Linked DNA regions of Homo sapiens: all the other regions are linked to region 2. Evidence: chromatin loops called from intact Hi-C (ENCODE). Cell type or tissue: CD4-positive, alpha-beta T cell. All regions are shown on one strand. Each heading gives the region's core, and the rest is flanking DNA. Links, peaks and the distances in the headings are about the cores only.

Region 1 (4,875 bases), core at 1-4,000, 430 kb after region 2:
TCTCTTGACGTTGTCCTTCACAGAGCAGAAGTTTTTAAGTTTAATGAAGTCCAGCTTATCAATTATTTCTTTCATGGATCTTGCCTTTGGTGTCATATCTAAAAAGTTGTCACCAAACCCAAGATCATCTACATTTTTCTCCTATGTTATCTTTCAGGAATCTTACAGTTTTGCATTTTACATTTAGTTCTGTGTCCATTTTGAGTTAATTTTTGTGAAAGGTGGAAGGTCTGTGTCTAGATTCCTTTTCTTATATATGGATATCCAGTTATTCCAGCACCATTGGTTGAAAAGACTCTCTTTTTCACATTGTATTGCTTTTGCTCCTTTGCCAAAGATCGGTTGACTGTATTGATGTGGGTCTATTTCTGGGTTCTCAATTCTGTTCCATTCATCTATTTGTTCACCAATACCATTGGTGAACTGTTTTGATTGCTGTAACTTTACATAGTTAAGTCTCGAAGTTGGGTAGTTTCAGTCCTCCAACTTTGTTCTTCTCCTTCAGTAGTGTGTTGACTATTCTGGGTTTTTTGGGGGCTTTTTTTGGTTTTTTTTAGAGATAGGGTCTCACTATATTGCCCAAGCTGGTCTTGAATTCCTGGGCTCAAGCAATCCTCTGGCCTCAGCCTCCCAAAGTGCTTGGATTACAGGGATGAGCCACAGCACTTGGCCTGTTTTGGTTTTTTACCTCTCCATGTACACCTTAGAATCCGTTTGTCAGTATCACAAAATAACTTGCTGAGATTTTGACTGGGATTGTATTGAATCTGTAGATCAAATTGGGAAGAACTGACATCTTTACAATATTGAATCTTTCTGTCTATAAACATAGAATATCTTGTAGGGTCCAGCCCCACTGGGTCGGTGGGTTTTCTCCCTGTGTGCGGAGACGAGAGATTGTAGAAATAAAGACACAAGACAAAGAGATAAGAGAAAAGACAGCTGGGCCCGGGGGACCACTACTACCAAGACGCGGAGACCGGTAGTGGCCTCGAATGCCAGGCTGCGCTGATATTTATTGGATACAAGACAAAGGGTCAGGGTAAGGAGTGTGAGCCATCTCCAATGATTGACAAGGTTACGTGAGTCACGCCACTTGGACGGGGGCCCTTGCCTGCCTGGCAGCTGAGGCAGAGAGAGAGAGGGAGAGAGAGAGGACAGCTTACACCATTATTTCTGCATATCAGAGACTTTTAGTACTTTCACTAATTTTGCTACTGCTAGCTAAAAGGCAGAGCCAGGTGTACAGGTGTGAAGGCAGACTAGGAGCATGACCACTGAAGCACAGCATCACAGGGAGATGGTTAGGCCTCCAGATAACTGCGGGCGGGCCTAACTGATGTTAGGCCCTCCACAAGAGGTGGAGGAGCAGAGTCTTCTCTAAACTCCCCTGGGGAAAGGGAGACTCCCTTTCCCGGTCTGCTAAGTAGCGGGTGTTTTCCCTTGGCACTGACGCTACCGTTAGACCACGGTCCACTTGGCAATGGGCATCTTCCCAGACGCTGGCATTACTGCTAGACCAAGGAGCCCTCTGGTGGCCCTGTCCGGGCATGACAGAGGGCTCGCACTCTTGTCTTCTGGTCACTTCTCACTATGTCCCCTCAGCTCCTATCTCTGTATGGCCTGGTTTTTCCTAGGTTATGATTATAGAGCGAGGATTATTATATATTGGAATAAAGAGTAATTGCTACAAACTAATGATTAATAATATTCATATATAATCATGTCTATGATCTAGATCTAGTATAACTCTTGTTGTTTTATATATTTTATTATACTGGAACAACTCGTGCCCTCGGTCTCTTGCCTCGGCACCTGGATGGCTTGCCACCCACAACATCTCTCCACTTACTTAGTTCTTCTTTGATTTCTTTCATCAGAGTTTTATAGTTTTCCTCATATAGATCTTATACTTATTTTGTTAGATTTATACTTAAGTATTTCATTTTGCTGGGGGTGCTAAGGTAAACCCTGTATCTTTAATTTCAAATCCTACTTGTTCGTTGCTGGTGTATAGGAAAGCAAATATACAGAAGTTGACTTTTGTATGTTAACTTTGTACACTGCAACCTTGCTATATCATTTATTACTTCCAGGAAATTTTTTTTGGTAGTTCTTTTGGATTTTCTCCGTAGACAATTATGTCATCTATGAAGAAAAACACGCTGGGTGTGGTGGCTCACACCTGTAATCCCAGCACTTTGGGAGGTCAAGGTGGACAGATTACCTGAGGTTGGGAGTTCAAGACCAGCCTGACCAACATGGAGAAACCCCATTTCTACTAAAAATACAAAATTAGCCAGCCGTGGTGGGACATGCCTGTAGTCCCAGCTACTTGGGAGGCTGAGGTAGGAGAATCACTTGAACCCAGGAGGCAATGGTTGCAGTGAGCCAAGATTGCACCATTGCACTCCGTCCTGGTCAACAAGAGCAAAACCTCGTTTCAAAAAAAAAAAAAAACAAAAAAAAAAAACGGACACAGTGGCTCACACCTGTAATCCCAGCACTTTGGGAGGCCAAGGCGGGCAGATCACAAGGTCAGGAGTTCAAGACCAGCCTGGCCAACATGGCGAAACCCCCATCTCTACTAAAAATACAAAAATTAGCTGGGCATGGTGGCACATGCCTGTAATCCCAGCTACTTAGAAGGCTGAGGCAGGAGAATTGCTTGAACCCGGGAGGTGGAGGTTGCAGTGAGCGGAGAGTGCACCACTGCACTCCAGCCTGGGCAACAGAGCAAGACTCTGTCTTGGGGAAAAAAAAAAGAAAAACAGGCTTATTTCTTCTTTGCTAATCTGTATACCTTTTATTTCCTTTTCTTGCCTTATTGCATTAGCTAGGACTTCCAGTATGAGTTGAAAAGCAATAGTGAGAGGAGGCATCATTACCTTGTTCCTGATCTTAATGGGAAAGCTTTGGAGTTTCCTATCAGTTAGCTATAGGTATTTTTAGACATTCTCTATCAAGTTAACAAAGTTCCCCTCTATTCCTAGTTTTCTGAGAGTTTTTATCTTGAATGGGTATTGGATTTTGTCAAATACTTTTTCTGTATTTATTGATAGGATCATTTGATTTTTCTCCTTTAGCCTATTGATTGGATGGATTACATTAATTGATTTTTGAATGTTGAGCCTGCTTTGAATACCTGGGATAAATCCCATTTAGTTGTGGAGCATTATTCTCTTTATATGTTGTTGTATTCAATTTGCTAATATTTTCTTGAAAATCTTGCATCTCTGTCCATGAGAGATATGGGTCTGTAGTTTTCTTGTAATGTCTTTTTCTGGTATTGGTATGAGGATAATGCTGGCCTCATGGAATAAGTCAGGAAGTATTCTCTCTGCTTTTGTCTTCTGAAAGATTATAGATAATTGGTTTAATTTTTTCCTTAAATGTTTGGTGGGATTCTCTAGTGAACCGAACCCATCTGGGCCTGGTGCCTTCTGTTTTGGAAGGTAATTTTTGTTTGTTTGTTTGTTTGTTTGTTTTTCGGAGACAGAGTCTCACTCTGTTGCCCAGGATGGAGCACACTGGCATGATCTCGGCTCACTGCAACCTCTGCCTCCCAGGTTCAAGCTATTCTCCTGCCTCAGCCTCATGAGTAGCTGGGATTACAGGCACCTACCACCACGCCTGGCTAATTTTTGTATTTTTAGTAAAGACACAGTTTCGCCATGTTGGCCAGGCTGTTCTCAAACTCCTGACCTCCGGTGAACCACCCACCTTGGCCTCCCAAAGTGCTGGGATGACAGGTGTGAGCCACAGAGCCCAGCCGGAAGGTAATTATTTATTTATTCAGGCTGGGTGCAGTGGCTTACGCCTATCATCCAGCACTTTGGGAGGCCAACACGGGCAGATTGCCTGAGTTTGAGACCAGCCTGGGCAACATGGTGAAACCCTGTCTTTACTAAAAAAATACAAAAAAATTAGCCATGCTTGGTGGCGGGTGCCTGTAATCCCAGCTACTCGGGAGACTGAGGCAGGAGAATCGCTTGAACCTGGGAGGCGGAGATTGCAGTGAACCAAGATTGCACCACCGTACTCCATCCTGGGCAAAAGAGTGAGACTCTGTCTCAAAAAAAAAATAATAATAATTCAATTTGTTTAATAGATTTAGGCCTATTTAGATTATTTCTTCTTTTGTGAGTTTTAGCAGATCGGGTCTTTCAAGGAATTGTTCCAGTTCATCTAGGTTATCAAATTTGTGGACATAAAGTTATTCATGGTATTCTTTGATTATCCTTTTATTATCCATGGGATCTGTAATGATGTCCCATCTTTCATTCCTGATTTTAGTAATTTGTGTGCCCTCTCTATTTTTCTTAGTTAGCCTGGCTAGAAACTTGTTGATTTACTGATCTTTTCAAACAACCAGCTTTTGGTTTTATTGATTTTCTTTATTGATTTCTTGTCTTCAATTTTATTGATTTCTGCTCTAATTTTAATTATTTCTTTACTTCTGCTTACTTTGGATTAAATTTGCTGTTGTTTTTCTACTTTCCTAAGATGAAACTCAGATGATTGACTTTAGATCTTTTTCTTTTTCTTTTTTTTTTTTTTTTTTGTGAGGGAGCCTCGATCCGTCACCCAGGCTGGAGTACAGTGGCGCAATCTCAGCTCACTGCAACTTCCGCCTCCCAGGTTCAAGTGGTTCTCCTGTCTCAGCCTCCCAAGTAGCTAGGACTATAGGCACGCACCACCGTGCCCAGTTATTTTTGTATTTTTAGTAGAGACGGGGTGTCACCATATTGGTCAGGCTGGTCTCGAACTCCTGACCTCCAGTGATCCACCTGCCTCTGCCTCCCAAAGTGCTGGAATTACAGGCGTGAGCCACCATACCCGGCCTAGATCTTCTTTTCTAATATATGCATTTGA
Region 2 (4,934 bases), core at 1-4,000:
GATGCTGGGTGCGGAGCCCCGTGGTGCACAGTGTCCTGGTCATGGGCTACGGCGGCCTCACGTCCCTCTTCAACCTGGTGGTGCTGGCCTGGGCGCTGTGGACCCTGCGCAGGCTGCGGGAGCGGGCGGATGCACCAAGTGTCAGGGCCTGCCATGACACTGTCACTGTGCTGGGCCTCACCGTGCTGCTGGGAACCACCTGGGCCTTGGCCTTCTTTTCTTTTGGCGTCTTCCTGCTGCCCCAGCTGTTCCTCTTCACCATCTTAAACTCGCTCTACGGTAGGGCTGGAGGGCGGCCTGGAGGAAGCTACCTGGCAGGGGGTGTATGGCTGGTGGGATGTTCACTGCTAAAGGGGTTCAGGTGAAGGGGGCGAGTGGGGGACTAACATCCAGCCCACAGCTCCACTAGCTAAGCTGGTGGGGGCTACATCTGCATGAAGGTACCCTATGGACTGGCCACAGCAGCTCTTCCAGCTCTGAGGCTCTGCCCCTCTGGCCTCCTACAGTAAGAGATTCTGGGAGTTGCCCATGGGCCCCAGGGAGGCCAGCTCGCTGCAGCCAAGGAGACCCTGGCCTTTGGGGAAGCCCATGCTGCCCCGTGGAACTCCCGCCTTTCTCTTGCAGGTTTCTTCCTTTTCCTGTGGTTCTGCTCCCAGCGGTGCCGCTCAGAAGCAGAGGCCAAGGCACAGATAGAGGCCTTCAGCTCCTCCCAAACAACACAGTAGTCCGGGCCTCCTGGCCTGGAATCCTCAGCCTCTCTGGCCGCCAGTAGCCTGAGGCTACGGCTCCTGCTAGAGAGGGTGGCAGGCCTGCTGCTGGACCCCAGAGGCCACTGTGACCGCCAAGGGGCCTTTTCCACTTCCACGGCCTCTCCAGGCACTGAGGGGAAGGCATTGCTCTACCTCTCCCTGACATTTTGCTCCGGGGCAGATCCAACCTTACCTGGGGCAGCAAACTTTGTCCTGGTACCTGGGCCCAGCTCGCCAGGGATGTGGGCAGAGCACCAGCCTGGGCATCAGGAAGCCAAGTTTCAAGGACTGTCTTTGAGTCTGTCTGTATGACCTTGGGCCTGCCACTTCTCACAGACCCTAGGTATCCACAGCTGTGACATGGGGGCAAGCGGCTTTGTTTCAGCCTAACCCAGGAGCTTAGTAAAAATTGCATAAGACCAGGGGGAAGAGTGTCAGCGTGGGGTGGGAATTCCCGCGGCCTCCACCTGCTTGCTAGGGGCAGGATCTCATTCAGGCTGCCCTGGAAGCACCTGCTTGGCCCTGCCACCTTCCTCCAGGGGAGGGCCAGATGGCATCCTGGCTTGGGGCGGGTGGGACCTACCCAGGCTCTGAGACTTTACTGGCCTATGCCTGAGGCCTCTTTTCCTTTAACTCCCTAAATTATGATGACTCCAAGTCCAAGCCCACCCTTCCCAAAGATTGGGAGGTTCCGCCGTTCCCAGAGGCTCCTCCTGCGGTGCTCCCAAGACTTCCATAGACCATCTGGACCAGTAGCCCATCCCGCAGTTTTCTTGGGGGCAGAGGAAAACGCTTCTTTCTCCTCCAGCTGAATCAGCTGGATCCCAGTGTCCTGGCTGTTTGGTGATTGGGCAAGATTGAATTTGCCCAGGTAGGCGTGAGAGTGTGGGTTTTAAATTCGAAGCTCAGGCCATAGTTTCAGAGAATCACCCTTACCCCAGACCTTCATGAGACAGTGCTCATGAAGCCAGTGCGTTTCCCAGAACGAACACTAGGCGGCACCGTTGGTCCACACTCAGAGGCCCTTGGCGCCAAGACTGCATCTAGAATCGCTCAAACACCTGTTTGCAGACCCCATGCACCAGCTGGAGGGGCCGTAACTGCAGGACTGCGCCTACTGAGTGACCCATTTCCTCCAGGAGGAAAGGCAAGACACGCTTACACGGCCATTTGTCTCTTTTCCCAATGCGGCGGTGCACTTTCGCTCTTGGGGGCTGCACCCCAGACATAGCTGGCACCAGAGCAGGGTGCTCAGGTGGTGGGTGCTCAGGGCCCTGCCCCAGGCCACTGGGCCGTTTTGATGACCTCGAAGGTCACAGGCAGAAAATAGGAGCAGGATTTCCCCTGGGGAAAAGTTCTCCTGGGACATCTTCTGCTCTTCTGTACATTTCTAGATGCAAATAACTCCTTCACCAGGCAGTGAGTGGCGTAGGCTCTGGAGCCAGGCTGCCTGGGCTCCAATGCCAGCTCTGCCACTTGCTAGCTGTGAGACTGTGGACAAACCACTCAGCCTCTGTGTGCCTCAGTTTTCCTATTTGTAAAATAGAGGCCATAGTGGTACCTATTTTGAAGACTAAGTAAAAGAATTCAAATAAAGAGACTTGGCACAGAGTAAGTGCTCAGTAAATGGTTACTGGTATTATCATTAGTATTTTTGCTATTATTGTTAACAGTGTTAACTGAGTTTCAGAGGCCAGCCTGTCTAAGCCCCAGGCCCAGCTCTGCTCAACCTTGTAGGCACAACCCCTTCTTAGGCACATCTCACCATGCCTCAGTTTCTTTCCCCAGACGGGTCTCTACTCCCACCTCGCTGACTTTCTGCTGTTCTAGGAATAGTCCCCACACAGTGCAGCCTCCAGGCCATGCCACATGTCCCCCGACCTCCCAGTTCCCCAATCTTCCGGTCTATAGAAATTCCTGGTGGTCATTTATCACATCTACAAAATTGCCCCAGCGGTGCCTAGAGAAGGCCTCTTTCCCACGCTAACTCCAGGCAGATTCTCCCCACCCCTGCCACCATCTGGGTGATGTGAGCACCCATCCAAGCTCCCATGGTTAAGCCCAGGCTCTCCAGGCCTTGGGGCAGGGGGTCCCCTTGCTAATGAGGGTCCCGAGGAATTATGGGAACCTTTAGCCCTTCTCTTGGGCAGCCCCAGGGAGTGGGGACACAGGCTCCTGCTGTGGCTGGGTCTGCATAGAGCCCCCCAGCCCAGGACCCAGCCTCTCAGACCCCACCAAGCCCAGGGCTTGCCCGAGGGAGGATGTGGCCACAGCGACACGGGAGGAGACTGGCAGTTCCAGGAAGCAGCCCCAAGCTTGTGGCCCTGAGCCCCACTGGGGTCCAGGCCCTGGGCAGGGACCACTTCCTGGAAATGTCTCACTGGGTGTGGGGGAGGGACTGAGGGAGATAGTGTGGAGCCAGGCAGGGCCCCTCTTCCCCCTTCCTCTCTCTCCCAGCAGAGCCCAGATGGGGCCCTGGGGCCAGCTCTTGGGAGCTTCCAGACTTAGCAGGAGGATGGAATGGGGTGGAGTCTGGGGGCTGTTGTTCAGGGCCAGGGACTCAGAGCAGGCACTTGGTGAACGGATGCCATGTAAATGTCAACAGGACCACAGATTAGGAGATTTCTGTGTGTGGTTTTGTTAGTGTTATTTCAGAAAAGGGTGTGTGCATGTGTGTGTATGGGGGGGCTATTGAAAATAGGGTTGCCAGATAAAATATCAGATGCCCAATTTGGGAGACGTACTAAAACATTATTCATTGTTTACCTGGATTCACATGTAGCAGGGTATCCTATTATTGATGTATTTTGATTTTGCTAAACCTGGAAGCTCTAATGAGAAGAGCATTGGCTCAGGAGTCCGGGGTGTGGACTCTTCACTCTCTAAATCCACCCAGGCTGTGCTGAGGGGGAAGCCCCTCTGCCCACTGGATGAGTCCCCCTCATTCACAGCCCACTCAGCTTGAGGTGTTCCTATTGCCAGCCAAAGCCACCACCAGAAATCCCAAGGGGTCTGCCTTGGGTGTCCCCACCCCTGCTGTCAGCCCTGGCGCAGACCTAGCCCCCATCCCCTGTAGAGGCGCCATGGACCTCCCTGCCTCCCCACTCCCAATTCCAAATTCACCCAGAAGCCAGAGGGTGTTTTCCATCCTGCAGCCTGCCCGTGTCCACCCCTGCGGAAGCCCTTCCACAGCACCCCCTCTTCATTGCCACACTCCCCAGTGGAACTTGAAAGGCCCACGGTCCGGCTTGTGTCCCCCTCTCCAGCCGTGTCTTACCACTCCTTCCCCCTCCTCCTCGGTGCTGCCACACTGAACAGCTTTCGGTTCCCTGAACAGGTTCTTTCTCATCTCTGGGCTGTTCTCTGTCTGGAAGGCTCTCCCTGTGTGTCTCATTTGTGGAGTGATGGCGACACATCCTTCAAATCTCAGCCTTGCACATCCTCATTCCCCTCAATGCAGACTTCAAATCTAGGGTGGGGCCTCCTTTCAGCCCCACCACTCCCGCCCTTCCCCCATGACAGACGTTATTTCTTTGTATTATGACTGTCCCCATCTGTCTCAGCTGCCAGACCGAGGGCATTTTGGAGACAGGTGCTGTGTCTCATTGGCTCATTCATTCACCCATCATGTAATTGTTAAACACTTGTTATATTCCAGGCACTGTACTAGTTGCTGAGGATATATAAATGAACAAGTCATCACATTCTTGTGGGGGAGGAATGTCTCACACTAAACAGTTTAACAAATAGACATAAGATATGACAGGTGGCGACAAGTGCTGAGAAGAAAAATTGAGGAGGGTGAGGGAGTAGAGTGGCCAAGAGCCTGGGTTTCAGCAGAGGGAGCTGGAGAATGAACCCAGGGGCGCTGGAGCTGGGGGCGTGGGAGAGTGTCAGAGAGCTGGCATGAACTGGCAGGTTGCCTGGAGGGGAGGGCTGGTTCCAAAGCCAGTCTTATAGCAATTTTTCCATTTCTTGATAGTGAACTTTGGAAGAGCTAGGGGTGGGGAAGATGGGAAGTTGAACCACCTCTGAGATAAAACTCTCTGAGGGGGCTGAGGTGGTCCTGGGTTGGGGTGCCCCCTGCTACTGGCAAGAGAGAAGCAAACTCAATATGGAGGTAAGCTTCCCTTGGTTAGGCCAGGAGGATGCCCAGAGTGAGACGAAGCAATGGGCTTCAATATA
Region 3 (4,970 bases), core at 554-4,553, 140 kb after region 2:
ACCCTTCTGCCATCAAATCTTGCTGGTTTGTTTTCATTGGCTCTAAGCACTGCCCAGCCGATGCGGAAAGACCTGCACATCCAGGTCTAGCCCAGGCCAGAGAGCCTCCTTGTCTTTCACAGAGGTCAACACGAGATTTCCTCACAGGGAGGCTGAATGATGGGCAGGGAGTTCTGCTCCCCCTCGGGGCCTCAGTTTCCCTGTTGGGATGAGGAGTGTGGGCATGGACTCTCAGAGCCACCTGGGACTGACGTTCTGCTTCCCCAAGCCCTGGGCCCAGGTCCCTTCTCTGCCCCGGAGTAGCCATCTCCCAACTCCCCATGGATCAGGTGGGGACGTGGTGGCTGTGGGGTACACTCAGTTGACTGCCCTCATCCCCAACAGGACTTGATCTTTGACCTGGGTGACCCTGTGAGATGGGAGTACATGCTCCTGGGGACTGATAAGTCTCAGCTGTCCTTGACTGAAGAAGACGACAGTGGGATAAACGATGAGGATGATGTGGAAAATCTGGTGAGTCTCAGCAGCTCGAGAGCCCAGGGAATGTGTGTGAAGGCTTCAGGGAGCCTGACAAGTGTCCCCAGCAGCATATGTGTGGCAGTGGGGGATGGCCCAAGTAGACCAGTGATGGGTTCCTCAAAGCAGGAAGGCTTGAGCAATTCCCTTATTTTACAGATGGGCACATTGAGGCCCAGAAAGGCCAGAAACCTACCCAGGACCTCCCAGTGGGTTACGGAAGGGACAGGACTTGACGTCAGGTCTTCTGCCCCCCATATCGTCCACCTTGTTCAGGAGTTGCCCTGCTCCTTTGGAAAGCATGTCCCTTGCCAGCCTGGGCAACATAGTGGGACCCTGTCTCTACAAGAAAATTTAAAAATTAGCTGGCTGTGGTGGCATGCACCTGTTGTCCCAGCTACTTGGGAGGCTGAGGCAGGAGGATCACTTGAGACTGGGAGGCCGAAGCTGCAGTGAGCCATGTTCATGCCACTGCATTCCAGCCTGCGCAACCCCACCCCACCACAAAAAATAAAAATAAAAATAAATTTAGAAAAAGAAAGTTGCAGAGCGGGGTCATAACACCCCGCTCTGCAACCCCCTGGGAGTCCCAGAGCTGGCTGTTCTCAGTTCTATCCCAAGTAGCCATCATGAGCCCCACATGCTGCCAGGCCTTTCTTGTCTGTTCTGTCAGTTCCTCTGAATGTCGTTGGCCAGGGCCTTACCCACATCACCAGCCTCCCTTCTCTGAATTCAGTTTCAGCCTTTATGTGAAATGGAGGCAGAAGGATCATAGTTGTATTCATAGTAATTCTAATAAGTGCATTCGTCTGGCATCACAAAGCACCACAGATGCGGTTGCTTAAATGACAGAAATTAATTTTCTTACAGTTCTGGAGGCTGGAAGTCTGAGATCAAGGTGTGGACAGGGTTGGTTCCTTCTGAGCCCCCTGTCCTCGGCTTGTAGATGGCTGTCTTCTCCCTGTCTTCACATTGTCTTCCCTCTGTACAAATCTATGTCCTAATCTGTTCTTATAAGGACACCAGTCATTTTTCTTTTTATTTTTTTTTGAGACAGGGTCTCCTCTGTTGCCCAGGCTGGAGTGCAGTGGCACGATCATAGCTCACTGCAGCCTCGAACTCCTGGGCTCAAATGATCCTTCCACTTTGGCCTCTGGAGTAGCTGGGACTACAGACACACACCACCATACCCAGCTAATTTTTGTTTTTCAGAGAGACATGGTCTTGCTATGTTACCTAGGCTGGTCTCGAACTCCTGGGCTCAAGAGATCCCCTTGCCTTGGCCTCCCAAAGTGTTGGTATTACAGGCATGAGCCACCATGCCCAACCAACACCAGTCATATTGGGTTAGGGCCCACTCTAATGAACTCATTTTACCTTAATCACCTCTCTAAAGACCCTGTCTCTAAAAACAATCATTCAAACAGTAAGTGATCAAGACAACAACAACAACAAAGAAAAAATAAGAAAAATAAATAAAACAAATACAGTCACTTTCAGGGCTTAAAACTTCAACCTATGAATTTTAGGGGGATGCCATTCAGCCCGTAGCAAAAGGTAGCACTCACATGGTCCTTACTAAGCACTGGGATCCATTGTATCTACTTAACCTGAAGTAACTCATTTAAATCCCCACAGCCACCTGGTGAGGTGGGCACTGGTATTACCACCTGTGATTAATATTATCCCATTTTACCGATGGGAAGACTCACACACAGAGAGGTTAAGTCACTTACCCAAAGCGATACAGCTGGTAAGTGACAGAGCTGGGATTTGAACCTACACAGTCTGGCTCCACAGTCTGGGTTCTCAATGGTAACTCTGTTCTACCTCCTGGGGCTGCTTGATGTGATGTGCTTGGCACAGCAGTGTAGACCATCTCAAAAGGGTGCTAAATGTTCTCAGCATCCTCATCTCCAGAGACTGGGGACATCTTGTGTGCAGTAAATCCAGGCATAGGTGCCCCCTGCTGGCCTTGGGGCATGGACCAGCCAGGGCCTGAGAGCCCAGCCCTGCAGGCAGCCGGCTGAGCACCCACATGGCTAATAATCAAACAGTTCCAGTCACAGAGTCCTGGTCCACCCTGGCCCAAGAGCCCTCATTACAGCAAAGACGGACAGAGGGCAGCCCAAAGAGTCAGAACCCAGTCATGGACCCCCAGGAAAAACCAGACCCCGGGTGACAGCCCACCCACCTGACCATCTTAGAGATTTTTGACAATACTAACTGCTGACTGCTCACTCATTTTTGTCCCCTGCAAAATGTCACAATTAGATAAACAGTTGTCAGAGGTATGAGCAATGTTTGTGGAAAAAAGGTTTTAAGTCGAGAAAGTCTTATCCAAGTTTCTGTGATTATCTAGTTTGAGGACCATTTATCTAGATCGGGCCTTATTTCACAAATGGGGAAATTAAGGCTCAGAGAGGAAATAATAATAGGCCGGGCATGGTGGCTCATGCCTGTAATCCCAGCACTATGGGAGGCCAAGGTGGGCATATCATTTGAGGTCAGGAGTTCAAGACCAGCCTGGGCAACACGGTGAGACACCACCCTCCTCCCCCGGCCGTCTCTACTAAAAATACAAAAATCAACTGGGTGTGGTAGGTGCATGCCTGTAATCCCAGCTACTCAGGAGGCTGAGGCAGGAGAATCACTTGAACCTGGGAGACGGAGGTTTCAGTGAGCCAAGATTCACTGCACTCCAGCCTGGGCAACAGAACAAGACTCCATCTCAAATGATAATAATAATAATAATGTCAGCCAATCAGAGCCCCAAGGCCTTTACAGACATTATATCATTTAATCCTCCTAAAAGGTCCAGTTTACAGTTAAGAAAACTAAGGCTTAGAGCAGTTAAAGGACTTGCCCAGGACCCCTTAGCTGGTCTTGGAGAGAGGGTGGGGCTTGGGTACCCTGACTCCAGAAACACCTCTCTAATCACGAAGGGCCTGCAGCCAGGGCAGGGGGTGCTGCTGTCCTAAGCCAGGCAAGTATAGGGAAGGGCTCCCTGCCCAGAGTCGACTCCTCCTTTTCCACATCATGGGTCGTGCTCATGACCTCCAGTTCCCCTGCGGAAGCCAACGGACCACCTTGGCTTGGCTCTGCAGGCAGAGACAGAGCTTTGACCATAACTTCTGCTTCAACACCCTGACCAGCACCACCTCCCCCACCCCCTTCTCTCCCATCAGGGCAAGGAGGATGAGGATAAGAGCTTCGACATGCCCCACTCGTGGGTGGAGCAGATTGAGATCTCCCCGGAAGGTATTTTCTATTTGTGTATTCACTTATCCTCTCCAGATCCAGTTCCTGGGCCTCCAGAGAGGTCTGCAACAGCGAGGCAGGGGGACACAGCAGGGAATGCCATGCCCCACATTTCCACCCTTCTCACCTTCAGCTGCACCCTCCCTCCCTCCCTCCCCCCTTCCTGCCACACGCACTCAGCTCTGACCCCGAGGGCCTGACGACCAGTCTGGCACACGGGGCGATGCAGTTCAGTGAGCATGTGTGGGATGATGGCGTGTAGGTGACAGCAAGGCCTGGAAACCCAGCCCATTCCCCTCTCACACTCTTCTACCCAGAGGAGGCCATGGGCAGTGCCCAGATGGTGCGGGGGGTCTCAGGACCGGAGAGGGGCAGGTAGAGAAGGCAGGAGGGCAGGGACTGTCATGCTCCATGTCAATATCTGCTGGTGCCCACCTAGGGAGCACCCAGACCTATGGGGAGGGCATGGGCCACTTCAACAGGGTGGGAAGTGCCAGAGAGGCTGTCATGGGAACCCAGAGGGGGGCGCACCCAGCCCAGCACTGGGGCTAGGGCCTGGGGATGGGTGAGCAGAAAGGGGTACCAGAAGTAGGCTAGGGGTCACCTGGGTGAAGTTTGGAAGGATCTGAAGGAGTCAGTCCAACAAGGGGAGGAGGGGATGACGGTGTTTCTGGCAGAGACCTGTACAAGCAAAGGCCTGGCAATGTGAGAGTGTGGTTGGCTGCAGGGCAGACCCTCTGATGGGGCTCAAATCCCATTCTTGGGTGGATCTGTGCTTCTGCCTGGCCTGAGAACCCCTCTAGGGCTGGAGCCACCCCTGGTGATTATTCTCCTCGGCCTCCCTGGATCAGGCTTGGGGCTGGAGGAGTTCAGTACACAGAGAACGGGCAGTGGATGGATGAATGGCTGGGCGGGGCTGGCCCTCCCTTCCCCCAAACTAGCAAGAAGAGACCACAGCTGACTGTGTCCACAGCATTTGAGACCCGCTGCCCGAACGGGAAGAAGGTGATTCAGTACAAGAGGGCAAAGCTGGAGAAGTGGGCCCCGTACCTCAATAGCAATGGCCTTGTGAGCCGCCTCACCACCTATGAGGACTTGCAGTGTAAGGGGGATTGCTCTGGACATGGGTCCAGGCCAGCCCAGGGGCGGGGGCGGCTTCTACTCTCTCTGGGGTCATTGCTGGCCTCTGTGTG
Region 4 (4,827 bases), core at 1-4,000, 180 kb after region 2:
CTGGTGGACGAGGATGCCATGTCACAGATCCGCAAAGGCCACGACACCATGTGTGTGGTGCTCACCAGCCGCCACAAGAACCTGGACACTGTGCGGGCTGTGTGGACCATGGGCGACATCAAGGCAAGTGCCCACCCTTGCACAGGGCCTCATCTCGCCCCCCTGCCCCTGCCACCTGCCTGCCCGGGCTTGGGGCAGAACAAGAAGAGGCCACCCATGGGGGACAGTGTGGGATAGGCCATCCCTGACGTCACACCATCTGTTTCCGCCATCATCATCATCATCACAGACTGCCGTTTAGTGAGCATCTGTTTACATGCCTGGCCTTACACTCATTGCGTTAGGTGCAGTGCTGAATACCCACAGCCCCATCAGCACACCCACATTCACGTTCGTACCCCCACCCTCACCCTCACAGGGCCACACTGTCCCCCACTGCCCCACCCCTGACGGTGCTCTGTTTGCACAGACGTCGGTGGACTCCGCTGTGGCCATCAACGACCTGTCGGTGGTGGTGGACCTCCTGAACATCGTCAACCAGAAAGCGTAAGTGGCTGCAGAGGGGGAGTGGGCGGAGGGGCAGGGCTGGGCTGATGGCAGCATGTCCTGGCCTCTCCTAGCTCCCTGTGGAAGCTGGACCTGTGCACCACCGTCCTGCCACAGATTGAGAAGCTTCTGCAGAGCAAGTATGAGAGGTGCGTGTGGGGAAGCCATGCCTGCCTGAAGCAGGGGGAGGGGAGAGGTAAGAAGCCTCCTCCAGAACCATGGGAAGGACCCCCAAGAGCCTGGGTGTTCCTGTGAGCTGGCTGTGAAGCATTGCTGCCCCTCAACAGTCCGGAGGTGGGAGTGGAAACAGGCGTGTGTGGGTGTATGTGTGGGTGTGTCTGTGTCTGTTTCTGCCCCTCTCCTCCTTTGTTCCTTGCTGTTTCTCTTTCTGTCTGTGGCCCTTGGTCCATCTGTGACTTCATCCATCTCCCCCTAAAGCTACGTCCAGACGGGCTGCACCTCCCTGAAGCTGATCCTGCAGCGGTTTCTGCCCCTCATCACAGACATGCTGGCGGCCCCACCCTCTGTGGGTGTGGATATCAGCAGGGAGGAGAGGTGAGGGCAGCGCATGTGTTGGGGGCAGGGGTGCCACAACAGGTGAGGGGACAAAGGCCTGGAGGCCTGGGCCCCTCTTACTGACAGTCCTGCTGGGACAGAGTACAGAGGAGGCGTTGGTCTGGGGCCATGGCTCAGGGTGTGGGTGGGCTTAGCCAGAGCTGGGTTCCTCCATGGCCTGGCTGTGCCCACAATCCCTGGCAGGGCCTGGGTGGTTCCCCTCTGGGCCTCCGCCTTCCCTTGGGAGGAAGGGCTGGAGCAGTTAGGACAGCAAAGGCCCTGGGGTTGGGTGTGGGTGGTGGTGGTGCCAGCTAGCCCCTCAGGCACTGCCCTCTCTACAGGCTGCATAAGTGCCGGCTCTGCTACAAGCAGCTTAAGAGCATCAGCGGCCTGGTCAAGAGCAAGTCAGGCCTGAGCGGCCGCCATGGCAGTACCTTCCGCGAGCTGCACCTGCTCATGGCCAGTCTGGACTGAGGAAAGCAGTGGGCAGGGGCGCTCGGCAGCCCACAGGGCCTGGCCTCAGCCCCCACTCCTGTTCCTTGTGCACCCACTGGCCCATGAGCCTCTGCCTGGCCCCTGCTGCTGTCCTGTGGCCGTCCTGGAGGAGGTGATGCTGGTCCCTGGCCACCTCTACAGCCCTGAACTCTTGAGACAACTCTCTCCAGCAATAGCTGCCCAGCTTTGCCCAACTGTTGCTTCTTGGGGCAGCGAACTGAGCCCTGGGGCTGCTGCTGTAATTTATAAGGCAAATTTTATTAAATTTGTAACTATTCCCAGGTTTCCTTGTGGGGAATGTTTTCTGCTGGCCACAGGGCTCCCCGGGCCCAGGAGTGCCTGCCCCATGGTTTGAGATGAGGCCACACCCCCTCCAAGCCCGGGGGTGGGGCTCTGGGCCATGTGGCCAGCAGGGGGCAGCAGAGAATCAGGCCTCTGGGACAGCACCAGTTCAGCCAGTGCAGACTGGGAAGGAAGGGGAGGCGGCAACCACCCTTCCACCACTGGGTGTTGAGGTTAGGGGTGGCCCCCACCAGCCCGTTCCTCCCCACCTCAGCTACACTCAAGCTGTCTTATGGACACCCCCAGGATGCCTCCAGGGGCAGGACTAGAAGGGCACCTGCCCCTTCCTCTGAGCAGGGCTCCGATCAGCTGTCACTCCCTGCTGGAGTCCCCAGCACTGGCTGGCGGGAAAGGGCTCCCTGCTCCGTGGGCACTGCGACAGGTGGGCCCCCTCCTGCTCCCAAGGCAGGGACCAGGTACAGCCCCGCCCCGGGGTGGTCAGGGTCCTCGGCACTGGAGGAAGGTGGCGTGGACCTCTGGCCAGTTCACTGAAGAGGGAAAAGGCCAGGGCAAAGAGTGGGCAGTGGGTGGTGCCCAGCAGTAACCTGGAAGCCCAGCATGGTTTGGGCAAGGCTTTGATAGCCTTTGAAGCTCTCTCCAGCCTTAGTTTCCTTCCCATCAGTAACATGGAGGAATGCCCCTGTTGGGAGGTCAGTTATCGTGGGCACATGGTAGGTACCGCATGAGGCGACTGTGACCACAAACAACAGAGAAAGTGACCCAGGGTGGGACAGCGCAGGCTCCCCCCAGTTGTTTGTTAAGGACGCATGTCCCTAACTGACCTAGAGGACAGATCCCAGAGGGCTGTGGGGTGACCAGCCAGCGGGGGAGTCCACAAGACCTGCCAGTGCCCCGTCCCCCTAATCAGACCAAGAGGGGCTCACAGACCAACTTTTTCAGACCATACTTGTGTAAAAAGGCTTCTTTTATTTTAATAAGTAAAAATGGCTAAGCTTCCAAAAGTTCTTAAATAGGATTTCAGAGGGAAGAAAATTCGAGAGACCAGCGAGCCAGGCAGGTGAGCGAGCAGCAGAATCCCCCACCCGCTGGCTGCCTCTGCCAGCCATAAACACAGCACGGCCCCGTGGCGGGAGGCCATGCGCCTCCGCACACCCCCCAGCTGCGGGAACCCTCCTTGAAGGAGAGGGGCGGGGAGGGCTGCCATTGGTGCCACCAACCCACCCCAGTCCCCATGGTTCTTGGGTCTGCCCAGAGGCTCCTCGCCCACCCCCTAAGGAGGGGGCTGGCCAGCTCTGCAAGCTGAGGAGAGGGGCCGAGAAAGCCTGGGTGAGAGGCCCACCCTCCTCCACACTCCCGCCCTCCTCACGGGGCCCAGTTCGCTGATGGCCCAGGCCTGCCAGGAAGAGCAGCCACCCCCGCCTTTCCGCCCATGCAATTTGCACTCAGAGCCACAGCCGAGAGACACCGTTTCCTTCTGAACATGTTTCTCATCTTTGAGGGGAGACGGGGCAGAAGAAGAGCCTCCACTCTCGCCTCTACCTCCGGGGGTCCTGGCGCTGCAGCAGGGACAGGCCAGTGAGGGCCCAGCTTCAGGCCCAGCGGGGTCACATCCGTCACACAGGCAGTGGCCGCGACTTCCCTGCAGGGGCATGAGATCATCAGCCTCTTGTCCACTTGCCCACCGGCAGCCCACAGCAGTTGCCACCGAGAGCAGGAGGGAACCCAGCAAAAGCACATAGACAAGCGACAGCAGGGGCTAGACCCAGCTCTGAACAGCAGAACGTCCCAGCGCAGCCCTGCAACCCACTGCGGGCAGGCAGGCGGGCAGCCCTGGGCCACAGGCCCCACACTCACCTAGAGACTCTGCAGCCCCAGCCGTCAGGCTGAAATCAAAGTGACAGGCGTCTCACTGGTGGGCTTGCCTTGGGCCAGTACCCCACAAGACCCTGCTGCTGCTACCCCTTTGGACTCAAGGATGGGCCAGGCCCTCCCATGATCTGGGCTAAACAGGGGCTGGAGCCCTGGGTCCCGGTCCTGTGGCGGGGCTCACTCCTCACCTAGGAGGTAGGCAAGCCCGGCCCTTTCTACCCCCGGGGCAGCTGAGGCACAGGGAGGGGGCTGCAGGGGCTGCTCTGGAGGGGGCTTACTGCACAGGCTCAGCCAGCCCATGCTCAGAGAGCAGGGTCCCAGGGTAGAGTCAGCACCCCCGGCTGAGAGGCTGGGGTCTCCTTACACTGCCCCCTTCCCACAGACCTTCCATTTCCCACCTGCAGAACGGACACAGCACTGTCTGCCCTGACTACTGCCTGGGGGCAGGGGAGGTTGTAAAACAGGTTCTGGAGAAGGTGTAAGAACTTTTTAAAAAGGAAAGAAAAGAGAAAGCCCATCCAGGTAAGGGCAGCCTGGTGACTATTACCCTGGGGAGACTCCCCACCCACACTGCCACTCCAGGCTCACCCGAGGGCTGCAGCTTCCTCCGGATGGATCCAGGGCGGCTACTGGTCCCAGAGCTGGGGGCTGAGTGGGCCCGTGCCGAGGGCTGTGGCGTCTGACAAGCCGGCTCCCACTGTGAGCAGGGAAGGGCGGATGGGCGGGGGCCACGGCTGCCCTGGCTCCCCACCCTGCTGTGCTTCTCTCTACTCCCCTGCCCTGCCTCCTAACACCCAGTTTCCTCATCTGCAAAATGGGCATGATGTTTGTGCCCCAGCCTCAGTTATGGCAAGAATTAAATGAGATAATTCATGTAAAGAAGTCAACTAGTTACCACTGAGCATCTACTATGTGCCACCCCCACGGCCAGCTCGTCACCCCACAGGAACCTCCGAGGCCAAGAAGAAATACCTGTACTGAAGAGGCTGCTGGCTGTGGGTTCCAGCCGTAGCTCCACCCAACTCCGGCAGCTTCCCTGCCCCCACTGCTTCAGGACGT
Region 5 (4,000 bases), core at 1-4,000, 320 kb after region 2:
GGAAGGAGGCCCTTCAGAGACTGCCGTTTCGGTCACATTCAGATCTTCATTTCCCATGTGTGGAGGACAGTGGTGGCCCCACACAGATGAGAACCTTCCCCCGCCCCCATCCCCGCATACATCAGCAGGTGCCAGTGCTGCATCTACCAAGCCGTAGACACTCGCACTGCCCGCTGGCCGCCTTCTTTCCCAGCCCTTGCCCCAGGCCCCTCACTTTACCCCAGCTGCGTCTGACCTTATTTCTCCAAACACAGATCCAGCTTTCAGCGTCACCAGCACAGATTTCCCATCAGGGCCGCCCAAGACCTGCACTTGCCCTGCCTGGATGATGTACATCTCACGGCCGATCTCCCCCTGAAACAAAGAAGTGACAAGTCCCTCTGTTCATCCCCCAAAGTCACCAGAGAAGCAGCCAGGGCTGGATCCAGAGGCTGGAGGTCCGGCAAGGAGGAACCTAGGCACTGGGGTCCAGCCCTGCCACCACAACTTGGGGTGTCGTGTGGGGGCAGTCACTTCCCTCTCAGGCCTCAGTCACCCCATCTGTAGACTTGGAGGAGTGACTACCCCATGCCCTCCATAACTGACAGGGTTGCAGTGGGGGAGTTAGTGATGTCATGGAATGGGAAGTGCCAGCTAACCTGGGAGGTGCAGGTATAATGGAATTCTGCAAATTCCAGTTAGACTCACTGATGGAGGCAGGGCAAATCAGATAGCAGCTCCCACCATCAAATGATGTCTACACCTGGCACATCTCAGGGGCTCGGGAAGAATTTGCTAACTGCAACAGGAATGGGAACAACAATAACGATAATATTCAAATTGCCTTTTTTTTTTTGAGATGGAGTCTCGCTCTGTCGCCCAGGCTGGAGTGCAGTGGCATGATCTTAGCTCACTGCAACCTCTGCCTCCTGGGTTCAAGCAATTCTTGTGCTTCAGCCTCCCAAACAGCTGCGATTACAGGCATCATGCTTCAGCCTCCCGAGTAGCTGGGATTACAAGCATGTGCCACCATGCCCGGCAAATTTTTGTATTTTTAGTAGAGACAGGGTTTTGCCACGTTGGCCAGGCTGGTCTCGAACTCCTGGCCTCAAGTGATCTGCCTGCCTTAGCCTCCCAAAGTGCTGGGATTACAGGCATGAGCCACTGTGCCCAGCCCCAAATTGCTTTATGCAGTGTACTACTTATCCTCAACAACCCTCAGAGTCGAGATCACTCTTTGCCCAAGAGCTGGGATCTGAACCCAGACAGTCTGGTTCCAGAGTTCATGGTTGTTATGGGTTGAATTATGTACTCCCTCCCAAATTCATATATTGAAATCCTCATCCCCAGCATCTCAGAATGTGACCTTATTTGGGAATAGGGTCATTGCAGATGTAATTCCTAAAGATGAGGTCCTTCTAGACCTAATCCAATATGACTGGTGTCCTAACAAAAGGGAAATGTGGACACAAAGACAGGCATAGAGACCAGAGGATGTGAGGAGACACAAAAAAAACTAGATGACCACCTACAAGCTGAGGAGAGAAGCCACCCAGCTTGTGGTGGAGTTGCACAGTGTCCCGCGGCAGCCTGGAGAATGAATACAATGGCCTTAATCCCAAGTTAAACCGAATGCATGCATGAATGAATAGCTTGCTTTGGACTGCAATTAGAAACACCTAGTCTGCCATGCGCCTTCCAATCCTCATGCCTTCACCGGCCCTTGTCCTGGCCAGCTACCTGTGAGTCACATGTGTTTAAAAGGGGAAGAGGAGGTCTACAGAAAAAAAAAATAATAATAATAATAATTAAAAAGGGGGCCGGGTGCAGTGGCTCATGCCTGTAATCCCAGTACTTTGGGAGGCCAAGGCGGGCACATCACCTGAGGTCAGGAGTTCGAGACCAGCCTAGCCAACATGGCAAAACCCTGTCTTGACTAAAAATAAAAAAATGAGCCGGGCATGGTGGCATATGCCTGTAATCCCAGCTACTTGGGAGGCTGAGGTAGGTGAAATGCTTGAACCCAGGAGGCGGAGGTTGCAGTGAGCCGAGATAGTGCCACTGCACTCCACCCTGGGAGAGAGAGTGGGACTTGGTCTCAAATAAACAAACAAACAAACAAATAAATAAATAAGGGGTGGGGGGAGTGACCAAGGACAGTAACTGTCACACTTTTGACTTATTTGACAAAAATTTCCTGTGCATTTCACACATGCATGACCCCCTTAACAAAAAGGTAGAGAGGTTTGCCTCCATGTTTCTGTTTAGTTTGACAAGAGTGAAAGGGTGAAGGGACCCTCACCTCAGTAACCAGTCCCCGGGGTGTCTCAGAGAGATCGCTGCCGAGCAAAACCAGACAGCAGAGGGCGCCCTTCACACGTGCTCACCAAGTGCTCAATTTAATTTGCAATCACAGACTCTAGATTCACTTTTTCTCATTTAAAGCAAACTCTGCATCACCCACGAAGACAACAGCAACAGTACTGGCAGCTGCTGTGTGCCAGGAACAATGTTAAGCTCTGTATGCACATCTTATTCAGCCCTCACAACCACCCCATGAGGGAGGTACTATCAACATCCCCCACTTTATCCATAAGATGAGCAGGACTCAGAGAGGGCAAGCCACTTGCCCAAGGCTGCACAGCCAGGAAGGGGCTCCAGTGTCAGGCAGGCCACTCTATTGCTCCCAAACCCCTCTTTGCCCCTAAGGTTGCAGCTTTAAATTCTCAGGTCTCTGAAGCATACTTTTCCCCTCTTCACCCCGGCTCTCTGCTTCCAGAAATTTCACTGCTGCACAGCATATAACCTGGAGACAGGGACTTTCTTGGGGACGGGGGTTCCCAAGTCTTGCAGAGCCTGCTTGGGTAATGTTTCCCCCCGTATGCTTATTAACGGTTTATTATTAACTTATTAACGGCTCTGTGCAAGAGGACTGAAACCTGGGTTCCTGACCCCTCCCGTCACTCACCAAGTGACCTTGGTCTCACCTTGAACCCCAAGGACAGGGAGCAGAAAGGGCTCTAGACATTGTCAGGCCCCAGGATTCAACTCCAGATGTTTTCTGGGATCAGAGGGTGAAGCTGAGCAGGGAGGGGGTTCTAGGGTGGGGCAGTGGGGAGTGGTGGGGGCTGTGGCATCAGGAAGGGACACGATGTCCCCCTTTGGGGCAACCTTTCCTCCACCCCAGCTGCCTCTTGCCATTTGGGAAAGTGGACCCAGCGCTGGCAGATTTTCTGTTTTCAGCCAGAAATCTGAATTTTTATACAAAATCTCCAAATTTTTAAAGGTTGGGGACCAATTCAACATTTTTTAAAAATTAGAAAAAAAAAAACCCACAGAATACCTGTGTGCTGGATCTTATCCAAAGGCCACCAGTTTGCAACCTCTGACCTAAGCCCATCCCTTCTCCTGCCCCATTTTCCTGATGGGAAGATGGAGACCCCAGAAGCAGTTCCAGCTACACAGTCAAGGCCCTGCCTCTCTTCAGGCTCCACAGTTTCCCTTTCTGTAAGGTGGAGTTGGGGGGGGGGTCTTTGTCCTGGCCCCCATGGTCCTGTGTCAATGGAGCTGAGAAAATGCTTTGCAAAGCCCGAGGCACATGTGTGTTGACTGCATAGAGTCGGCAAAGCCTCCTAATCCGCTCCTGCTCTTGGGTCTGGTCAGGTCACTGCAGCATGAAGCCGCAGACGCTCTTCTCCCTCCCCAACAATCTCGCTCTGCCCTGGGCTGGCAGGCACCCCTCCAGCTCAGTTCCTTGAAAGCCAGGGGGATGGTGAACCCCAGATCCCGTGGTGGCTGCCAGGCCAGCTCACCTTCTTGCACACATAGTCGTTGGGCAGGTAGACAACAGAGCGAAGCCTCTTCAGCATGTCAAAGATCATCTGCCGGTCACAGCCCTGTCCCGGTGAGGAAGGGAAAGGAACTTTTTAGAGAAGATTGGGCTTGGAGCCTCCCACAGCCCTGAGCGTGAGGGCACCAAAAGGTGTACCTGAAAGAGTGCGACTTTGCTAACGATGTTGTA
Region 6 (4,000 bases), core at 1-4,000, 72 kb after region 2:
ATAACGTGGATGTCACCACTAACATTATCATTGCGGGGGTGTTGCTAGAATGCCCCCTGCTCAGCCACTCCCTCTGGCTCTGTGTGAGCAGAGGCAGGGCCCTTGCCTGTGGGGCCGTGGTTGGTACTGAGCGCCTGATGGCTGAGGCCCTGTAGCGCTGGGGATCTGCGGCTCCAGAGGCAGAGACAGGTCAGGTCCCAGGGGTCTGTGCGGAGACTCATGCTACATCCCTGGCGCCTGGGTGGGTGGGTGGGCAGGTGGCAGGTGTGTGTGCGTGGGGCAGACCTGGAGGGGTGGCATAGGCAGGGATGAAGGAGGGGCGCTAAGTGGACAAGCGTGACAGTGTCCCCCTGCCCAATCTGTGTGGCAACTTTCTTGTCCCCAGCCCAGCTCTCCTGTCCCAACGGGCTTCTGGAGGAGGGAAGTTTTCTGGGTGGGGTTTAACCTTCCATTGCACTCTCCCGGAAAGGAAGCTTCATGCTCTAAGAATTTCCCCTCAAGGTGCTCTGGTGGGTGAGCTGGTTGCTGGGGGCCGTACGGGAAGAGGGGGAAACAGGGAGGAGGGGCCTGTGACAGGCCCAGGGGGCTGAGTTAGGGGCAGGCATGAGCTGTTTAGAAAGTACAGAGATACTTAGCTGAGACTGATGGCACCTGCCTCTAAGCCGTTTACAGGTATCAATTCATTTAATTCTCACAATGACCTTTGAGTGAGGTTGACTTCTTTATTCTTCTTTACTAGTGAGGAAAGCGAGGCCCAGAGAAGGTGAGTAACTAGCCCAAGGACACACAGCTAGTGAGGGAGTCAGGATTTGAACCCAGGCAGTCTGGCTCTAGAGTCTACCCCATGGGTTAAAGGAAGCCAGCCAGCCCCTCCCCTCAAGCCTCAAGCATGTTAATGGAGCCAGGGCTGTCCACCTTGGAGTAGTTGTTCAAACAGCTGAGGTGGAGTGGGGATGACTCAGGAAGTGGCAGGGACAGTTGGTCCCTTGTGTGTGTCTGGATTTCTTCCGTGGAACCCCATGTTGTCGCTTCACTTGTTTCCTTCCAATGATGGGGAGCTCTCTACCTGTACTCCCCTCCTTTACTCTCAAGGGCCAATCCAGGAGGGCTGAAGTGACACGGTGGTTCTGCTTTGTCCTTCAGCCATGCCTACTGACAGTGAAGGCTCACTTTGAAGGTCAGTAAGCCAGGGAGATGCATGGATTCTGGCCAGTTCCTTCCTTGCTTGCTATGTGACCTCAGGAGGTCACTGGCCCTCTTTGGGCCTTGGATCCAAATTCTCCAAATGATTTGTCAGCTTCGAGTTTACAGGTAGGGAGTGGTGGTAGCAGTGAGGGGCTGCTTGGAGGAAGTGGCATTTGAACTGACAATCAGAGGGGGACAGCAACAGAGACTGACAGGAAACAGAAGGAAAGAGGGGGTCCGGAAGGGACATGTCCCTGTCCCCGGATGTTGGGTTTCCTTCCAGTGGTCAGAGGTGGCAGGAGGCAGTTTCAAAAGGAATCAAAATGCTTACAAATCACAACCTGGGAAATGGTGCCCTTCCCTAAAACACTTTCACATCCTTCTTCTCAAAGGGCTCTGTGATGCCACCAGGGCAAGATGATGTGCCTATTTGACCTACGACTGAACTGACAAGGCCTGAGAAATTGGGGTTCCATTCCACATGGTGGGACGCAGGGAACTGGCTCTCAGTCGAAGGGGCCAGGTTTATTTGAGGGAGGACTGGCCCAGGAAGGAGACATTGAGCTCCTGCCTGGGACACCCCTTCTTTTAATGCTGCTCTCAATGATTTGGTTCAAAAGCCACCTCTTCCTGAAAGTCCTCCTTGGTTTCTCTTAAACTCAGACTCCACGTGTGTTCTCCGGCTTGTGGCCGATGACTGCCTCTGTCACTGTGGCCAGCTGCCGCGCCACGCAGGATGAGGTTCTGTCTGTGTCTGTGAGCACCCAGCTCTGCCACAGGGCCGGCTGGCCATAGGGAGGGCCAAGCCTTCTGGCAAGTCTACAAGTGCCAGGGCCACAGGTTCCCTGCCAGGCACTATAGTCCTGACCAGGCAGGGAAAGCCCCTGGCCTCGGGAGCATTTTTGGGCAAGTCATTTAACTCCATGGGCCTCAGGTTCTCCATCTGTGCAATGGGTCAACAGCAGTGCCCACTTCAGAGGGTTGGAGTGGGAATCAATGCAGATGCAGGGGTGGGATGGGTCAACACAGAGGCTGGCAGATAGTAGCCGCTCAGCTAATAGAGAGCTTAGGGGGTCAGATTTGCTCCATCCTTGCCAGGGCGGGGCAATACCGAGTCCTTGTCCCCAGCAGAAACCGTGGTCCCTTTGCTGTTCCAGATGCTCTGGACCCTGGGTACTGGCTCCCCCTGGCGGTCATGATAGGAAGCGCCCTTCCCCTCTGGCTCCTGTAGAGGGCGTCGCGGATGCATTGATCCTTTAGTTCCTTCACTGTCCATCCCCACAGCCTTTATCCAGCAACCTCTGTACAGCCAGGGCCTGCCCACAGAGATGGATCAGGTGCTCCCTGGCTGACCAAGGAGGAGGGAATGCACGTCTCCCACTACCTGGAGGAGGCTACTGGGGGTGGGGAGGGGCTTTGGCCAGTGGTGTGAACCAAAGGAGGCTGGGACTGACTCTGGAGGGAGTTGAGGAGGGCTTCCTGGAGGAGGTGTCCTCTGAGCTAGGTCTCAGGAATGATGATAGGGAGGTAGCTGGGGAGAACTCTGGGAGCCCCCTTTTTTCTGTGTTCCCTCCGGGCCTGGAGGGGCAAGGTGGTGACGGTTCCAGGTAGAACCCTCATGCCAGATTCTAGATAAGATAATCCCGTCACTCTGGGTTCAGGAGGGAGGTACTACGATTAGCCCGATTTTGAGTGACTTACACAAGGTCCTGCAGCGGGCAAAAGGTGGAACTGAGACTGGAACTCAGCTGGACTCTGGACAGCCACTCCCCCGCCTTTTTTTTTTTAAAGCAGGGTCTCACTCTGTCACCCAGGCTGGAGTGCAGTGGCGCAGTTATAGCTCACTGCAGCCTCGACCTCCTGGGCTCAAGTGATCCTTCCACCTCAGCCTCCCTAGTAGCTGGGACCACAGGCATACACCGCCATGCCTGGCTAATTTTGTTTATTTATTGTAGAGATAGGGTCTCACTGTGTTGCCCAGGCTGGTCTGAATTCCTGTGCTCAAGCGATCCTCCTTTCTCAGCCTCCCAAAGCGCTGGGATTACAGACATAAGTCACCACGCCTGGCCTCACTGCCTCTTGGGGAGCGGCCTCTGGCCGCTCTGGGGAGGTCCATGGGCTTTTTCCACACTTGCTTCCCCACCTCACCTCCCACATCCATGCCACACTGGCCTCCTCTTCTGCAGGGCCAGCCCAACCACCACACAGTCCACACTCCCAGCTAACACTCCTGGTCTCTTCCAGGTGGTGACTTCCAAGAGTGACTCCGTCGGAGGAAAATGACTCCCCAGTCGCTGCTGCAGACGACACTGTTCCTGCTGAGTCTGCTCTTCCTGGTCCAAGGCAGGTCTTCCCAGGGGTGCCCTGGGCTGTTGGAACTTACGTTAAAATGCCCCTGTGCCTAGGGTGGCTGCCAGCACACATGCTAACTCCTTTAGGCAGTTACAGCTCGGCTAGTGGAGGGTACCTTGGAGAAAAGCAAAAGACACTCCTTCCTTCTGGCAGGTGCAGCCCTGCAGTGCACAGCTTAGGGTATGGAATATGGATGGGGTACTGGCCCCACTCACCTCTGCAGCCAGAGCATTCTTGTGCAGTGTACCACCTGCACAACCGTCTATGTCAGCCATGGCCTCATTAAATACTTCATTGCTGTTAAAAATATGTTTTCCCCTTGAAATTACTATTCGTTTTCAGTTTCCTCTTTTTTTTTTTTTTTTTGAGACGGAGTCTTGCTCTGTCGCCCAGGCTGGAGTGCAGTGGCGGGATCTCGGCTCACTGCAAGCTCCGCCTCCCGGGTTCACGCCATTCTCCTGCC

Evidence for each region. Peaks named below come from ENCODE experiments on the same cell type or tissue, not always from the same donor. Only the 100,000 strongest peaks of a DNase experiment are listed, where the experiment ranks them.
Region 1: a loop joins it to region 2, with 6 times the contacts of the local background. A loop is called at or near these places in 56 of 110 quality-filtered maps.
Region 3: a loop joins it to region 2, with 2.9 times the contacts of the local background. A loop is called at or near these places in 54 of 110 quality-filtered maps.
Region 4: a loop joins it to region 2, with 6 times the contacts of the local background. A loop is called at or near these places in 9 of 110 quality-filtered maps.
Region 5: a loop joins it to region 2, with 22 times the contacts of the local background. A loop is called at or near these places in 12 of 110 quality-filtered maps.
Region 6: a loop joins it to region 2, with 10 times the contacts of the local background. A loop is called at or near these places in 41 of 110 quality-filtered maps.

Annotation. Positions count from the first base shown.
Region 1 is chr16:58,003,908-58,008,782 of GRCh38, forward strand. All of the region lies in intron 2 of USB1 (U6 snRNA biogenesis phosphodiesterase 1), which reads left to right. Among named protein-coding and RNA genes, the nearest start is that of USB1, 4.9 kb to the left of the region's middle. In CD4-positive, alpha-beta T cell, for the core only: CTCF peaks have their summits at 1,549 (motif pointing left) and 1,777; no DNase peak of the experiment used is centred there.
Region 2 is chr16:57,574,814-57,579,747 of GRCh38, forward strand. ADGRG5 (adhesion G protein-coupled receptor G5) reads left to right here. Exons shown (of 12, transcript NM_001304376.3): 11 at 2-279; 12 at 625-2,376. The coding sequence ends at 725. The region is part of intron 1 of LOC105371291 (a long non-coding RNA gene); the gene reads right to left. Among named protein-coding and RNA genes, the nearest start is that of ADGRG5, 35 kb to the left of the region's middle. RefSeq lists an enhancer at 406-575 and a silencer at 1,622-1,691. In CD4-positive, alpha-beta T cell, for the core only: CTCF peaks have their summits at 1,751 (motif pointing right) and 1,953; DNase peaks (open chromatin) are centred at 1,758 and 3,060; H3K27ac peaks cover 1,576 bases.
Region 3 is chr16:57,717,963-57,722,932 of GRCh38, forward strand. DRC7 (dynein regulatory complex subunit 7) reads left to right here. Exons shown (of 19, transcript NM_001289162.2): 9 at 385-513; 10 at 3,705-3,777; 11 at 4,751-4,879. Among named protein-coding and RNA genes, the nearest start is that of KATNB1, 15 kb to the right of the region's middle. In CD4-positive, alpha-beta T cell, for the core only: no CTCF peak of the experiment used is centred there; a DNase peak (open chromatin) is centred at 2,479.
Region 4 is chr16:57,755,372-57,760,198 of GRCh38, forward strand. KATNB1 (katanin regulatory subunit B1) reads left to right here. Exons shown (of 20, transcript NM_005886.3): 16 at 1-123; 17 at 470-546; 18 at 621-695; 19 at 985-1,101; 20 at 1,443-1,873. The coding sequence ends at 1,575. It overlaps KIFC3 (kinesin family member C3), which reads right to left. Exons shown (of 20, transcript NM_001130100.2): 18 at 4,357-4,465; 19 at 3,754-3,782; 20 at 2,846-3,538. The coding sequence ends at 3,778. Among named protein-coding and RNA genes, the nearest start is that of MIR6772, 15 kb to the right of the region's middle. RefSeq lists enhancers at 1,618-2,257, 1,846-2,140 and a silencer at 1,939-2,088. In CD4-positive, alpha-beta T cell, for the core only: CTCF peaks have their summits at 1,986 (motif pointing right) and 2,189; a DNase peak (open chromatin) is centred at 2,020.
Region 5 is chr16:57,897,561-57,901,560 of GRCh38, forward strand. CNGB1 (cyclic nucleotide gated channel subunit beta 1) reads right to left here. Exons shown (of 33, transcript NM_001297.5): 28 at 3,968-4,000; 29 at 3,792-3,875; 30 at 236-354. Among named protein-coding and RNA genes, the nearest start is that of CNGB1, 72 kb to the right of the region's middle. In CD4-positive, alpha-beta T cell, for the core only: a CTCF peak has its summit at 2,336 (motif pointing right); a DNase peak (open chromatin) is centred at 2,351.
Region 6 is chr16:57,646,824-57,650,823 of GRCh38, forward strand. ADGRG1 (adhesion G protein-coupled receptor G1) reads left to right here. Exons shown (of 14, transcript NM_201525.4): 2 at 3,430-3,528. The coding sequence starts at 3,465. Among named protein-coding and RNA genes, the nearest start is that of ADGRG3, 19 kb to the right of the region's middle. In CD4-positive, alpha-beta T cell, for the core only: CTCF peaks have their summits at 2,399 (motif pointing left) and 2,599; DNase peaks (open chromatin) are centred at 1,578 and 2,378.